Linked DNA regions of Homo sapiens: region 1 is linked to region 2. A link is a loop called in an ENCODE intact Hi-C map of the cell type or tissue named here. Cell type or tissue: IMR-90. All regions are shown on one strand. Region 1 has its middle 240 kb from the start of NNT-AS1. Region 2 has its middle 170 kb from the start of NNT-AS1.

The links. A loop is a pair of places that touch in the nucleus more often than their neighbours do. Peaks named below come from ENCODE experiments on the same cell type or tissue, not always from the same donor. Only the 100,000 strongest peaks of a DNase experiment are listed, where the experiment ranks them.
Region 1: a loop joins it to region 2, with 9 times the contacts of the local background. A loop is called at or near these places in 3 of 110 quality-filtered maps.

What each region holds. Positions count from the first base shown.
Region 1 is chr5:43,838,205-43,840,704 of GRCh38, forward strand. No RefSeq gene overlaps it. Among named protein-coding and RNA genes, the nearest start is that of NNT-AS1, 240 kb to the left of the region's middle. In IMR-90, no CTCF peak of the experiment used is centred here; a DNase peak (open chromatin) is centred at 1,187; H3K27ac peaks cover 826 bases.
Region 2 is chr5:43,768,431-43,770,930 of GRCh38, forward strand. No RefSeq gene overlaps it. Among named protein-coding and RNA genes, the nearest start is that of NNT-AS1, 170 kb to the left of the region's middle. In IMR-90, no CTCF peak of the experiment used is centred here; a DNase peak (open chromatin) is centred at 1,291; H3K27ac peaks cover 1,395 bases.

The DNA.
Region 1 (2,500 bases), 70 kb after region 2:
CATAGTGACCGTAGGAATGGAAAGAATGGCAAAAATTACAGGAATATCCAGGAGGAAGAACATATAGAACTTGAAAGAATAATTGGATATGAGGATGAGAATAAGCAAGATAGTAGTTGTGTATTCCAAAATTTCTGGCTTAGGCAACTGGTATTCATCAACATAGGCATACATGAAAACAGGCTTGGTAGCAAGATGGTGGGTTAAGTTTGGAACATATTGTGTGTGAGATAGCCTAGTAGATATTTGGAAATATGAATCAGGATGTCAGGCAAGAGGTCTTGGATGATAGATTTAAAAGCCAATGGGATTAATAGTGGGTGAACTATTGGTTGTATGTGAGATTACTCAGGGAGAGTAAATAAAGTAGGAAGAAAAGAGAAGTGAGGATTGTATTTAGGGAACAACATTCATGGGTAGTTTTGAGGGGAGGAATCATGAAGCACCAAGAATGAGCAATGGAAAGGAATAGGAAAAATAAGGACAATACTAAAAGCCAAGAGATTTCTGCAGTATGCAATATATCCACATAACACAACTGCATTTATAGCCCTAAATATATTATATATATATATAAATATATATATTTATTTATTTTAAAATGAGGAGGATGTTATTGGGGCTCATGCTAAAAAGGGTTTCAAGAAAGAGAAAGTCAATATAATCAAATTCTCCAGGTGATGATTGCAAAAGTCACTGGATTGGGGAATTTTTCATATATTTGAAAGATATTTACTGAGTCCCTATTATAAATGTGCTAGATGCTGGAGATTCAATAATGAACAAAAATGGATCTCTTCTTGTTCTCATGGAACTTGTAGTCTTATAGAGGAAAGACATGTTGATCAAACAACTGCTGAAATAAATGTAAAATGGCAACTCTGATAACTTCTATGAAGCAAAGATATATAGTGAAATTAATAAAAATAGGCTTGATGAAGAGGTAAAGAGCAAAATCTAGATTAGCAAGGCCCTTCCTTGACCTGTAGTTTTTATTGGTTTTTAACTACATTCCCAACTTACCCTCAAAGACTCCAATTCCTTCATAAATGTTCATCTGTGGCTGTTAGTAGAAGACTCATGGCTTAACCAAAAGATCATCATCCTCACATGTCTTGAGTCCCTGATTCATCACTTAAACAGTTGAACAAACTTGGAATAAATCTCTGAGCCTTAAATTTCCTTATAGTGTTTTTATGGGTATTGAGCCAGATGATGCATTTGAAATGACTTCATAAGATAAATAGATCAGAACAAATGTTGGTAGTTGTTATTTTGAGAAGCAGCTGTGTTGTGTGGAAATTTCACTGGACTTGGTTTTTAGTCTGAATTATTAGGTGTGTTCTTGGTTCTATGACTAATGGTATAAATCTGGGCAGTCATTTAGCTTCTTTTGCTCTCAGTTTACTCATTGGTGAAATAGGAGTAACAGTACTTATCTCACCACCTTATGGAAAGTAGAGAAATGCTTATCAATGCCTCAATCATGGGTTGGTCATCAGACCCCAGTATTAGCTCTTTCATATTTAGGGTTAGTAATTTGTAAATGGTTGTTTAAGTTTAAGTAATGACAGAGAAGAGTTTGCGCACATTGTACTGGACTTAACTTACTGAAGTAGCCAGAAATTCAGGGTCATGTACTTGCTCATCTTTCCAGTCTTGTTCTGAGCTATTTCCCTACTAGCTCCCTGAGTACCAACTGTAACCAACTAGTTGTGTTTTCTTACTCTTGCTCCTGTGCTTCTGGACATGCTATATATTTTGTGCAAAATGAATTTTCTCTTACATTGCTCCAAAGAACTCCTACTTATTCTTTAAAATTAGATTTAGAGGTCACTTTTCCAAGGTGGACTATGTGTGCCTTCTCACAGCACTTACACATTGTATCATTTGTTTCATCTTCTTCTTCAGAGATTAAGGACATGTCTTAGTTTATACTCCCAGTATCTAGCATATAATATGTGTGCAGTAAAGAAATGTGGGAGTAACAGCTGCTTCTGAACTCAATGTTTAGAAGTACAGAAAAAGTTATTGGTCATAGGGATAATTACCATCAAACACAGAGGCATTTGAATATTGAATTATTGGCACCCTTACCTCCTATTTACAGGTAGTTACAAATGCCTATGGTTTTAATAATTGTTTCTATAACTTAAAATGATCTCACCACCAAGGTATAAAATAGAAGTATTTTCAGTTTTGGTATTTCTACTTAAATATATCTGAATTCACATAATTATGAAATGTTATCAATTTATTTGATACAGGAGCTTGCTAGTTTTGGCTTTGTGACCTTTGAAAAATTCAGCATTTTCCATTTGTTTAAGGGAGCAAAAGATCAGCCCGCCCTTTAGGAATGAGCTATTATTCACAATGAGGGAAATAGCAGTCATATTGAGAGTTGCATGGCTTGTTGAATACTTGGCTGGAATCCTATAAAAGGAGAAATCATTAAGTGTCAGTTAATCCCTGTAGCTCTTTGTTATTGTTCTCATCATGT
Region 2 (2,500 bases):
AAAGCAATTGAAGGTATGTACGTTTAGTTCCTCTTCGGTGTTCTACTTGAAGCAGGCCTCATGTGTCATTAGAGATTACATATATTTCTATTAGCAGTTTACATTTATTTCTATTGGTGCTTTACTTCTAACTGGATAGTATTGTTTTATGTGGCAAAAGACAGAAAATGGAATAAATCCCCATAAACAGAGGAATGGTTGATTAAATTTTTACCATGAATTTATATAAAATCCCCATAAACAGAGGAATGGCTGAGTAAATTCTTACCATAAATTATTATACAATCATTGGAAAGAGTGAGATAAGTGAATACTGGGAAGGACGTCCAGGATACACTTTTAAGTGAGAAAAAATGTGTATATTGTAGATATGTATACCTATAGCCTCATTTTTGAAAATCAAAGACAATTTCCAACTTCTATATATGTATCAAAATATGTATATATACATATATATGAATATATAAGCATGGAAAGGGTATACAATTATACACACGGGTTGTTAATAGATTGCCAACATTGGTTACTTGGGTAAGACTAGGTAGACATTAAGTACTTAAGTAGCATCTATGTACTTTGGTGGCAGAAACTCTGAAGTAAAAATGACACATCCCAGTACAAACCAGGTGGAATAAGCCTAGTGTGGGGCATAGGAGATGATCTAGAATTGTGTAAGAATTAGGCCTTTAGCCACAGTAATTAAGGGTTATTATCAGTTCGTTAAGGAGGGATTGGAGTTGGATCCTAAACTCCACTGTGTATCTTTTATATGTAGTTTTATACAATTATATATGAAAAAGTATGTAAAATTCTTGGTTAAAAATATTTCAGAAATAAACTAAGAAAATATTTAATTCATAATGTTTTGCATCTTTAACATATGCATGAATGCATGATATAATGTACTTTTGAGCATATTAAAGAATGAAGTGAGTAGGCACTGAATTTGGAATGGGGTGTATATGTGTTTTCAACCATTCTGAATGATCAAGTAGAAAAAGAGTTGTGCAGGTTGTTAAAGACAGACTTCACCCATTTGGCGTGGGGTCTGCTCAGGAGAGAGGTGTAGCCACTATAGGCTTAGATTTCTTAAGCTAGTATCATATACTTTATCTCTGGGGAAGTTTCTCCTCTATATTTTTGATATTTTTGACCTTCAGCCAACACACTTCCTATGAAATCTGTGTTTAAGCAAGAACATTTGGTCTCTATAGTAACATTTAGTAATGAAAGCAATGCCTGTATTCAAACCTTCGTCACTGTGACGGTAACTATACTCAAAGGAATTCTGGGAAGAGGAGTGGTTTCTTCACCTCCTGAACTCTAGCATGCGACCATCTTCGACAGACTTTTCATTCTGGCTAGAATAGCATGGCCTACGTAGTTCTCTGTGTTGAAATTTGGCAGGGTAGCTCGCTAGTGACCAAATAGTCATTTTAACAAGCTCTGCTGATCATTGAGCCATATTTCTTCATCTGCTTTGACTTTTAAAGTGATTATATGTGAGTAGTATCTCATGGGAGACCGAGGAAAAGAAAGAGGGTTTTTTTTTCTTTCTTTTTTTTTTTTTTTTTTACCTTTTGGAAAGGCTGTTCATTCAGTTTTTTAAAAATTGCCAGAAAACTCCATTGTTTATAATTTTTTCCATTGTAGTCTACTATATTTGCCAAGAAAAATCTTGCACCATACCAACTTGTGTTAGTAAAACAAATGGCTCCTTTCACAATACAGCTCAGTGTATTTGTATATTTATATGAGTTTTCCAGCATTGCTATGGGGGAAAGAATCAGCTGCATTCACACATATTTTGTTTTCCCTTGTGTGTAAGCTTTGACCCCCTAAAGTAGCTTCCAGTGAACCCATAGGCCATGGATTAGTTGCAGGCATTTTACTAAGGCTTCAGTTGGATGGAGTTTTCCTGGATTCCTTGAAACACATACGGTGTTTTTAGGGAGTTTGAACTAGTTTTAATATCTGGGTAAATTATGAGTGAACAAATGACATGAATTGTGCCCTGGGTGTCTCACATTGCTAGAAAGAACTGAAGGTTACTGACACTTAGTTGGCAATTATATCATTTGTATAGGCTAACTAATAGCAATTTGTGACCAACTGATAAACATGGTGCCAGGCTATTCAGCTGGTCTGGACTGGAGGCAGACCTTGTGCCATCCATGTGGCCTTCTATGCTTAATTGACTATGTTTCCTGACAGTTTCACTGTTGGTCAATATACAGTGTAGGAAAATTTTTTCAAAAGTCTCAAATAATTTATAATTTATATGATTTATTTCTCCAAGGAGCTAAAAGACATTTTCAATAGTCTCACACTTCACTTCTTATATCTAACCACTTGTTAGTAAAGTTATCTTGGACAAATGACTTCACTTTTCTGACTTTTGGTTTCCTCCACTGTAAAATAAGGGTAAAAATATCAATTTTATAAACCTATTGTGAGAACTGAGTAAAATAACATAAAATGTCTGAGGGCAGTATTAGGC